Regions from separate parts of the Homo sapiens genome. Here region 1 is linked to region 2. Evidence: chromatin contacts called from ENCODE Hi-C or POLR2A ChIA-PET data. All regions are on one chromosome and are shown on one strand. Each heading gives the region's core, a stretch centred on a gene start or an enhancer-like site at or near the end of the contact. The rest is flanking DNA. Distances are from core to core; before and after follow the strand shown.

Region 1 (5,616 bases), core at 310-2,809, 61 kb after region 2:
TATGTTTTCAAGGAGACACACTAAGGAAAGGAGGATCAGGTGGCAACTACTTCCCTCCTCAAAGAAAATTTCAGCATCTTATCCTTATAAAGCATAAATGTTCAATATGATGTTGGATATGTAAGTCTGGAACTCTGGAGACAAAATTGAGAATTATAAGTATTTTATGCTATTCAAATGTCAGAAACACACTGGCAGAATTTCCTTCATCTAAACTGAAGCAGTCTGGGGTTACTGGAGCAGTCTTGTTGCTTGATGTACTACCCAGAATTCTTTGTCTCACGACCATGAAAATTAAAGAGCATGGACACCAAGGGTGAGGTTGGAGCAAAAGTTTAATAAGTGAAAGAAGAAAGCTCTCTGCAGCAGAGAGGTGGCCCAAGAGGGTTGTCGTTTCACAGCTGGATGTAAATGCTTTTATAAACAAGCTAATTGGGGCCAGGCACTGTGGCTCACACCTGTAATCCCAGCACTTTGGGAGGTGGAGGCAGATGGATCACCTGAGGCCAGGAGTTTGAGACCAGTCTGGCCAACATACAGTGAAACCCCATCTCTACTAAAAAACACAAAAGTTAGCTGGGCATGGTGGCGCATGCCTGTAGTCACAGCATTTGGGAAGCTGAGGCAGGAAAATCACTTGAACCCGGGAGGCAGAGGTTGCAGTGAGCCGAGATTGCCCCACTGCACTCCAGCCTGGGTGACAGAGAAAGACTCCCTCTCTCAAATAAAATAATTAAAAAAAAAAAAAAAGTTGGCTGGGTGCAGTGGCTCATGCCTGTAATCCCAGCACTTTGGGAGACTGAGGCGGGTGGATCACAAGATCAAGATATTGAGACCATCCTGGCTAACACGATGAAACCCCATCTCTACTAAAAAATACAAATATATATATATATATATATCAGCTGGGCATGGTGGCAAGTGCCTGTAGTCCCAGCTATCCGGAAGGCTGAGGCGGGAAAATGGTGTGAACCCAGGAGGTGGAGCTTGCAGTGAGCCGAGATCGCACCACTGCACTCCAGCCTGGGCGACAGAGCAAGACTCCATATCGAAATAAATAAATAAATTAAATTAAATTAAAAATACACAAGTTAATTGGGCAGGGTGTTTCATCTGCATAGGGTACGAAAAACTAGTTAGGGCTGGGTGTCGAGTTGGATAAGGCATGAATTCTTGTTAGTTCCACCCCACCCCTCTAGTGTGCATGTGGGTCCTAAGCCTGAGTTACTCCATATTCTTTCATTTCCCTTACTGCACACGTGTCAGGAGATGGAATTTTCCACCGCCGACGTGTCTGGTTCTACGTAACATTTTTATCTATACAGCTGCAGGCCTGTCTTAGGAAAGCCCCCTTGTGCAAGTTCCCTTATCTGAGTATGCCCAAAAAGGAAAGGAATGTGCTCAAGGAACCCATCGTATATAACTGGAGCTAGCTGGTTGCACAAGAGATAAAGGTGTTGGATCTTGCTTCCTTATCTGCACTTACAGCTTGATTTCTTCCAGGTTGCTCTTTTGATAAAAGGACTTCTACCACGGGACTTGTCCTAACTATTTGCCTAACCAGTTCCTTCCTCTCTCTTCCCTCAAAATGACCATGTTTAACATGACTCAAAAGTCATCAAAAACTCTTTCATTATGCTTCCTCCTGCTTGAGTTTGCAAGATTATGAAACTGCCTTTGAAAAACATTCTAACTGAGACAATGATTACAGTGAAAGAGATCTGACCTAACTGACTCCATCCTGTCCGTAACCTCCAAGCTGTCCTTGTCCATTCTTGGGGGTAGGCCAAACTAACTTTGGGAATAATTTAGTTTATGGTTTAGCTTTGAAACAAAAGTGATAACAGCCATTTCCCAAAACAAACTCCCTTCTTGTCTGGGGACAAGACTGCCTTTGCAGAACTAACAAATTAGCCACAAGATAAGAAATTATGATTTAGGAGTCATGCAGCTGGAGGCTGCAAGATTCTAAACCTACCCAAATTGCTCCTGGGGATAGCATCACTACTGTAAAACCTAAGATCAGTGCTTCAGATATTTTGCAGCTCCTGCACTTGATGGATCAGCCGGCACCACCCAGACAGATAATCCCACTCATCTGGTCTTGTGGCCCCTTCCCAGGAAGTGACTCAGTGCAAGAGGACAGCTTCGACTCCTATGATTTCATCTCCAATCTGAGTAATCAGAACCTCGGATTCACTGCCCCCCACCCACCCACCCACCAAATTATCATTAAAAACTCCTATCCTTGGCCGGGTACGGTGGCTCATGTCTGTAATCCCGGCACTTTGGGAGGCTGAAGCGGGCGGATCACCTGAGGTCGGGAGTTTGAGACCAGCCTGACCAACATGGAGAAACCCCGTCGCTACTAAAAATACAAAATTAGCCGGGCGTGGTGGCGCACATCTGTAATCCCAGCTACTCAGGAGGCTGAGGCCGGAGAATCGCTTGAACCTGGGAGGCAGAGGTTGCAGTGAGTCGAGATTGTGCCATTGCGCTTCAGCCTGGGCAACAAGAGCGAAACTCCGTCTCAAAAACAAAAGAAAACAAGAAACTTTTGTCCTCAAATTGTCAGGGAGATTGATTTGAATAATAACAAAACTTCAGTCGCCCACACAGCCAGCTCTGTGTGAATTACTTTTCCTGTATCACAATTCACCTGTCTTGACAAATCAGCTCTGTCTAGGAAGCAGACAAGATGAACCCGTTGGGCAGTTACAATTCACTTCAGTTTGTTCTGTTGGTTGGTTTGTTTAAGTATGAAAAACATTGCTTTGTTTTTTCGTTTCAGAATCTTTGAGTCCACGTGGAGGAAGGAAGGAGAAGAGGAGAAGACTGTTTTCCAGGATGGAAAGGGAGCCTCGCTTTCTCTTTAGGTGGATTACAGAAATTGGTTGAATTCTCCCTGCCCTGGAGAAAAGTCAATTTATTTTTTATGTTAAAGATTTAGGCTCTTCCTGAGGGCTACTATGAAAGAAAAGTAGGGAAGCGAGCTTTTATTTTGAGAACAAAGAGTGAGCCAAGAGTGTAAAGTTGATAAGAGGGTAGAAGGGAGTAGATGAAGGGGGAGGGGAAAAGAAATGGCCAAAGGGGAACTGGCCAAGAGAAAGAACACTACAGGACCTTGAAATGAGTGAAGAAAATGTGTTATACCTTTTCATCCCTACAGTGTCTACATACTAATCCCCAGAAACTCTGAGTGTCACCTTATAGTGCAAAGGGATGTTGCAGATGCCATTGAGTTAAAGATCTTGAGTTAGGAAGATTATCCTGAATTATTGGTGTGGGCCAAATGGAATCACAACTTTCCTTATAGGAGGGAGGCAGAACTTTGATGTAAACAGAAAAGAAGAATGCTTTACCTTACCAATTTTCTACATGGTAGCCTGTAACTTGACAACATTATAAAACAACTGGCTCTAAATCAACTTGAGTTATATTTTCAGAGCTTGAGGACCCTTTGAAACTGCCCTTCCAAAATTACAACAGTGAGAGAAATCGGACATGGCTGACTCCATCTTGCTTCTAGCCTCACAGGCTGGCTGTCTTTGCTCATTCCTGGGCGTGGGTCAAGCTAACTTCCAGAGAAATTTAGTTTACAGTTTAAATAACATTAGCCCTTACCAAAAACTAAACTGTTCTTGTAAAACTAATGAAAGGCTACCAAGTTAATGAGAGGGGCTTGAATTCTAAATAATTACCAGTCATTATTCCGGAGGTCATAAGATTTGCAACTTCCCCAATTACTCTTGCAGATAACATCACTATTGTAGAACCTAAGACTGGCCTTTTGAGGTGTCTTTTCAGGTTTTTGCATTTCTTTTTTTCTTTTATTTATTTATTTATTTTTGAGATGGAGTTTTACTCTTGTTGCCCAGGCTGGAGTGCAATGGTGCAATCTCAGCTCACTACAATCTCCGCCTCCCGGGTTCAAGCGATTCTCCCAACTCAGCTTCCCCAGTAGCTGAGATTACAGGCACCCACCATCATGCCCGGCTAATTTTTTGGATTTTTGTAGAGACCAGGTTTCATCATGTTGGCCAGGCTGGTCTCAACTCCTGACCCCAGGTGATCCACCCACCTCAGCCTCCCAAAGTGCTGGGATTACAGGCGTGAGCCACCACACCCTGCCATAAGCCACATGTTGATTGCACCACTGCAGTCCAAGTCCAGCCTGGGCAATAGAGTCAGACCCCTGGCTCTTAAAAAAAAAATTTTTTTTTTTTTTAGTAAAAAAATAGAAAACCGCGTGTTAACAAACTATTTTCTTTTAAACAGTTAGCCTCTTAAAAGATTTCAGCAGAGGCTTGTATAGTGGGGGTGCTTGGTAAGAAAGAATACCTTTTTTTCTGGCTAGAGAATGGTATTTTAAAGTTTAGATTTTACTAAGTGAGAAGGAAAGCCACTGGGGAGGTTGACCAGGGCAGTGAGGTGATCTGGGTATGTTTTAAAAGGACCTCCCTGGCTTTGTGTGAAGATGAGACTCTGGGAGCAAGAGGGCAAGCTGCCAGATCTGTTCCTATAGTCCTAGCAGGAAGATGGTAGCACATCAAGGGTGGGAGTGGAGAAGAGATGCAAAGCTATTGGATCTTCATCTACTTCAACTTCATTTACTTCAACGGTGGAGACAAATAGATTTGCTGATGTATTTGCTGTAATTATGCAAATGCAAGGCAAATGTCTTCATTTTGTTCTTTCGATGGAGAGGTTAAATAATGAAGGCTGTTTCCTTGGAGTCTGTGTGTCTCTAAGGCTTGGAGAAAAAGAGCACCAAGATACCAATGGAAGTATAACCAGCAGGCCTAGCACAAGCTGAGGGCTAAGAAATTGTCCAGCCGCAGGTTATAATCTACATTAGGCTTAGACAATTAACTTCTTAATTTCCTACTTTGCTGCCAACTTGTGGTTGCTGAATAGTCCTTTCTTTCATTAGCTGGTTCTCAATTCTCATAGGACTTTCTCATCCTCACTCTCCATACTGCCTATCCAGGCAATAATCATGTAACAGACAGGTCTCAGTATTCACACCCTTGCGTAATTGTAATCCTCTCCCACATAAACTATGGCTGACCTATAAAAGGATATTGTCTATACAAAGAGAGACCTATATAAGGATAACGATAGAGTGACCTATATGAGGAATGTGTCTTTCAAGACTAAGTCATAAAAGATATTTTGGCTTCCAACTTGCTGTTTCCTGGATCACTTGCTCTGGCCATACCAGAAGACACACCTGGGATATACTCAGGCAGCCTTATGATGAGTTCCATGTGCATGTGATAAAGAGCTGAAGCCTCCTGCAAGTAGCCAGCATCAGCTCACCAAGCACATGAGTGAGCCTCCTTGGAGGCAGATTCTCCAGCCCCAGTCAAGCCTTCAGATGACTGTATCCCAGCCAAATCTAGACTGTCATGTCACAAGAGATCCTGAGCCTGTAGCACCCACCTAAGCCACTCTCAAATTTCTGATTCACAAAAACTGTGTGAGATAACAAATCTTTATTGTTGCAAGTTGCAGCAACAGATAATCAATACACCCATGCATTCCCTTTGCTACCTCTGCTTTCTTCAGGGTCAAGGTAGAGGGGAAAGAATTAGAGAAGATAGAACTAAGAAC
Region 2 (5,782 bases), core at 2,500-4,999:
GGTTCTCTCCATCTGCCATTCCCATCTGTATGGGTGTGTCCTATACATTGATGGCTCCCACCAAGCCTCCTCATAAACTGTGTATTCCCAGCTCATGTTAACTAATTTACTTCGTGGTGTATGTCTTTTTTTTTTAGAGAGAGGGGCCTGGCTATGTTGCCCAGGCTAGAGTGCAGTGGCTATTCACAGACGTGATCATGGCACACTGCAGCTGCAAACTCCTAAGCTCAAACTATCCTTGTGTGCTTCTTAATCTTCCACTGCACCAAAGAATTGTTCTGTGCTGCCATCTTCAAACTAATAGGATCACCATTCTCTTTCCCTGGGCTTTTCCTGGGGCTGCGTGAATGCCAGTATCCTCAGCTGTCAATTCACAAAGGAGAGACCACGTCCACACCCAAGGAGCACATGAGCTGCACAATGACAAGCATTTAAAAATTCTAATATGCAAGGCCGGGCACAGTAGCTCACACCTATAATTCCAGTACTTTGCGAGGCCGAGGCAGGCTGATCACTTGAGGTCAGGAGTTCAAGACCAGCCTGGCCAACATGGTGAAACCCCATCTCTACTAAAAATACAAAACTTAGCCAGACATGGTGGCGAGCGCCTATAGTCACAGCTACCTGGGAGGCTGAAGCAGGAGAATTGCTTGAACCTGGGAGGCGGAGGTTGCAGTAAGCCAAAATCGCACCACTGCACTCCAGACTGGGTGACAGAATGAGACTCCCTTAAAAAAAAAAAAAAATTAACGTTCAAAAGAACTGATTAGGATACCTTTAGAATAAGGTTGAAAGGGATAGAAATTGCTGCTAGTTATCTTATCTCAATCTTAGAATGTTTAAACCGGAAGGGGACTTAAGAGATGAAGATACTGAGGTCCAGGGACACACCAGGGTCACCCTGAGTAAGCACACAGGTCTCCAACCTACTCGTTCACCACTCTCCACTACACTTCCCTCTTTCTCTCATCGACTGTTATGAATCTTAATCCTTTTTCTCTTTTATGTTCGAGGTTTTAAAGGAAGAAAATTAAATTTTTTTCTACTTGTTTAATTCTGTGTCAAAAACCCACCAACATCATGCTAAGCTCTTCATATTTAACTACTAGAGTGAAAAATAAATATGTAAATAGCAGAGATCCATGTAGTGACCCAGGGACATATTCCCTGAGAAAATTATGTGCATCTGCACCAGGATATTTATACAGGAACTGTTTTACCAGGTGGTCAGATGGTGCCACGGGATAAAATATGACATGAGTGTGGCCAAGGTCAAGAAGCAGGTAAGTGCTGCCCAGGGAAGAGAAGACCAGAGCATGAGTCAAGGTCACTGAGAACAGACAACATGCACACCAGGGTCAAGCATCTATTTACAGCAAGACGAGTGAGAACACAAAATCCAGTCCCTTGCAAGATATCGGTCCCCACAACCAGCAGATACACTTCATATCCAATCCAGGCAGCATGGCCACACACAGCCCTTTTTGGGCTGTAGTATGCTGGGCCCAGACCCTTGCCCCATGAGGTCTGAAATACAAAAAGCTGGAGGCATGCCTGACACATGCATGGCTAAGTAGTCTGTTTTTTATTTGTTTTGTTTGTTTGTTTGTTTTTGAGATGGAGTTTTGTTCCTGTCGCCCAGGCTGGAGTGCAATGGCATGATCTTGGCTCACTGCAACCTCTGCCTCCCAGGTTCGAGCAATTCTCCTGACTCTGCTTCCTGAGTAGCTGGGATTACAGGCACCCACCACCATGCCCAGCTAATTTTTGTATTTTTAGTAGAGATAGGGTTTCACCATGTCGGCCAGGCTGGTCTCCAACTCCTGATCTCAGGTGATCCACCCTCCTCTGCCTCCGGAAGTGCTGGGATTACAGAGATGAGCCACCACGCCCAGCCTGTTAAGCAGTTTTGAGAAAGGTTTACTTGTGCTCAGTAAAGAGGGAACAGGTACAGTCCGGTGCGCTCTGAGCTCTTGCATGCAATTTGCTTAGTGAGCTGGTCAGCACCTCCTGTACCAAGCACAGCGTTCTTCTTCTTCTTGGGAACACTGGCTGCCTTTGGACCTTTCTCTCACAAAAACATTTGACATCGTACATGTATCCTGATGGTCTTATATACTCAACATTGTTTGCAATAGCCCGTGCAGGAAAAACATTGGAATGGATAAATTGTGAGATGTTCACACAATGAAATACACACAGCAATAAAAGTAAACAGACTAGAGATACGCACGATAATATAAATGAATCTTAAAGTTAATATCATGCAAAAATGCAAGACACAAAAGCATACATGCTAATTCCATTTATATGAAGTTCAAAAATAAGCAAAACTAAACTATTGTTTAGGAATACATACATAATTGGCAAAACACCAAAGAATGGCAAGTGACCAAAAGAAGTGACCAACATTCATAAAAAGCAGAATTGTGGTTCCTCCATGGAAAAGGAGGAGTTTGAGCCAGATGTTGTTTCAAAACACAGGGATATTATGAAATTTCCTGTCTTAATCTAGCTGATAATCAGACAAGTGTTTGCCTTATAAATATTTACTGTACTGAACATTTACTGTGGAGCCTACGAGAATGCACCACCCAGCCCTCCTATTACAAGGAGTATTACTTGACTGAAGGCGTAGATGCATTCAGAACCCCACTGCAGCATTGTGGTAAGGCCAACCCCACCCACAACAATAGGATTGGCCCTGAGGCTGCTCCACTCATGGCTGAGATTGACAGGTAGAGCAGGGCAGAACAGATCCTAGGAGATACAGGAGGCTTGCAACCACAAACTTCAGCTGAGGGGCTCCCCAATAGCTTTGCCAAACCTTCCCTAGACTTCAAGTCAATTTAGGACAAATCTATCTCTCTCTCTTTCACCCTGGGTCAGACTTGCAGGGGAACAATTGCTGTCCTAGCCTTTCCCCAAAGCCTCTCCGATTCCCTCTCTATTTACTTTCCCAAAGGTATTTCTCTTTATAAAATCATTGCACATTTAATCCCTTCTTGGCCTCTGCTTCTCGAAGGACCCCAAGCTAGCAAAATTATGTTTTATTCCCTTTTTTTTTTCTTTGAGATGGAATTTTGCTCTTGTTGCCTAGGCTGGAGTGCAATGGCATGATCTTGGCTCACTACAACCTCCACCTCCCTGGGTTCAAGAGATTCTCCTGCCTCAGCCTCCCAAGTAGCTGGTACAGGCGTTCACCACCACACCCGGCTAATTTTTTGTGTTTTTAGTAGAGACGGGGTTTCACCATGTTGATCAGGCTGGTCTCGAACTCCTGACCTCAGGTGATCCACCCAACTCGGCCTCCCAGAGTGCTGGGATTACAGGCGTGAGCCACAGCGCTCAGCCGTTTTATTCCCTTTTCTACATATGTATTCCATTCCTCAGTGTTAAAAATGTTTAAAACGGTCATGCTGGCTGGGCATGGAGGATAACACCTGTAATCCCAGCACTTTGAGAGGCCAAGGTGGGTGGATGACCAGGTCAGGAGTTGGAGACTAGCCTGGCCAACATGGTGAAACCCCATCTCTACTAAAAATACAAAAATTAGCTGGGCGTGGTGGTGCACACCTGTAATCCCAGCTACTTGGGAGGCTGAGGCAGGAGAATTGTTTGAATTCAGGAGGTGGAGGTTGCAGTGAGATCGCACCACTGCACTCCAGCCTGGGCGACAGAGCAAGATTCTGTCAAGAAGAAGGAGAAGGAGAAGGAGAAGCAGAAGCAGAAGCAGAAGCAGAAGCAGAAGCAGAAGCAGAAGCAGAAGCAGAAGCAGAAGCAGAAGCAGCAGAAGAAGAAACAGTCATGCCAATCTGTATAGCAAAAAAGTGAGGGGGAGTTAAAAATCTGGTGGTGTATCTATGGGGGTTGATGGTGTTGCTGAAATGCCCCATAATGGTTAATATTGTGTCAACTTGATTGGATTGAAGGACGCAAAGTACTGCTCCTGGGTGTGTCTGTGAGGGTGTTGCCAAAGGAGATTAACATTTGAGTCGGTTGTCTGGGAAAGGCAGACTCACCCTCAATCTGGGCGAGCACAATCTAATCAGCTGCCAGTGTGGCCAGAATAAAAGCAGGCAGAAGAATGTGGAAAGACTAGACTGGTTTAGCCTCCCAGTCTACATCTTTCTCCCATGCTGGATGCTTCCTGCCCTTAAACATCAGACTCCAAGTTCTTCAGCTTTAGGACTTGCACTGGCTTCCTTGCTCCTCAGCTTGTAGATGGCCTATTGTGGGACCTTGTGATTGTGTGAGTCAATACTCCTTAATAAACTCCCCTTTATATATACATCTATCCTATTTGTTCTGTCCCTCCAGAGAACCCTGACTAATACAGCCCCCAAAACCAACATTGACCTCTTAGTTTAGAATTTGGAAAATGTGGGAAATCAGGCTCTACTGGTCAGTGATTTTAAATGGTTTGTATTGGACTAATTTCTTCAGAGAAGCTCTTTTCTTTTTTCCAATCTTTAAAGTGTCTATGAGACAGAAAATACTAATAATGGTGAACAACTTTGCATGTATTTCTGTTTGTTTCCACATATGCTGTCTCAGTGACCCTCACCATAACCCCATTACTGTATTACAGAGAGGAAGCCAAGCCACAGGGAGATTTAGTGATCTGCCTGTTGCCACTTGTCTACTATCCCTGTTGCCACTTGTCTACTATGTGGAATAGTAAAGACAGAAAGACAGAACCAAAGTTTTTGACTTACAGTCCTCAGTGTTTCGTTTCCTCCTTGGCTGGACACAGTTTACATTTCAATACTATTACATTCATATTTTAACACTGAGCCTTCTACTAAATAGGGCATTCGATCTCATAGAACTTCCAAGAAGCCTTAGTCCCCTCTCTGGGTTTCAGCCAATAGCTCATCTCAAGACATGTGGAGTCTTACCTCACTCTGGCTCTTGGTATTCACCCCAGACATTGTCCAGACAAACTAAAAAGAGCTCTATCAGGATCCCTAGCACCAAAGACCCAAACTAGGCCAGGACAACAAAAATAGTGAGGAGGAAGAAACTGAGCCCCTTGATGGTCCTGTTCCCCAGCCCAAGCTCTCCCATCCACCTACTGACCACACTAGAAGGCAGCTTGTCACTGGGGAGTGACCCTGAACACAGGGGCCCTTAGATTCAGAGTGTGGCTAGGATGTGAGGAAGAGCAAGCCCATTCTAGCTGCTTTTGCAGGAGCTAGAAGACACCTGGCAATTTTCAGGGAAATCCCTGCCATATTGGTACCACGGGAAAGGGAAAGAAAGATGGCCTATTGTGGGACCTTGTGATTGAGAAAGAAAGAAAGAAAGAGAGAAGAAAGAAAGAAAGAAGAGAAGAGAAAGAGAGAAGAAAGAAAGAAAGAAGAGAAAGAGAGGAAGACAGAAGAGAAAGAGAGGAAGAGAGAAAAAGAAAGAAAGAAAGAAAAAGAGAGAAGAGAAAGAGAGAAAGAAACAAAGAAAGGAAGGAAGGAACGAAAGGGGAGGGGAGGGGAGGGGAGGGAGGAGAGGGGAGGGAGGGGAGGGGAGGGGAGGGGAGGGGAGGGAGGGGAGGGGAGGGGAGGGAAGGGAAGGGAAGGGAAGGGGAGGGAAGGGAAGGGAAGGGAAGGGAAGAAATCCCTGCTATAAACCTCTCCTAGCAGCTCTGAAGACAGGCTCCAGATTTTCTGGTTGCATTAACCCTTAACCTCAGTCCCCAACACTTTCCAGGAGTTTGTTATGTCACAACCCTGCATCCTCAGAGACTGTGCTTCAGTGTCCCAGCCAAGTTTGCCACCGCTTAATT

What was found. Hi-C counts contacts between places; a loop is a spot of excess contacts on that map. ChIA-PET counts read pairs that join two places held with the same protein, here RNA polymerase II (POLR2A). Pooled maps may share reads with other maps.
Region 1: a pooled map shows a loop between it and region 2 (2.2-fold over the local background). The contact joins two enhancer-like sites. A Hi-C loop is called at or near these places in 1 of 168 maps with a recorded cell type or tissue (endothelial cell of umbilical vein) and 1 of 50 pooled maps. POLR2A ChIA-PET finds 5 or more read pairs at or near these places in 4 of 52 experiments (H1, T-cell, WTC11 and 1 more).

The regions. Positions count from the first base shown.
Region 1 is chr7:138,256,337-138,261,952 of GRCh38, forward strand. No RefSeq gene overlaps it. Among named protein-coding and RNA genes, the nearest start is that of MIR4468, 140 kb to the left of the region's middle. Within about 2 kb of position 1,560, at least 4 of the 41 ENCODE cell types and tissues checked have a DNase peak (open chromatin) inside an H3K27ac peak, as active enhancers do.
Region 2 is chr7:138,192,807-138,198,588 of GRCh38, forward strand. No RefSeq gene overlaps it. Among named protein-coding and RNA genes, the nearest start is that of MIR4468, 72 kb to the left of the region's middle. Within about 2 kb of position 3,750, at least 3 of the 41 ENCODE cell types and tissues checked have a DNase peak (open chromatin) inside an H3K27ac peak, as active enhancers do.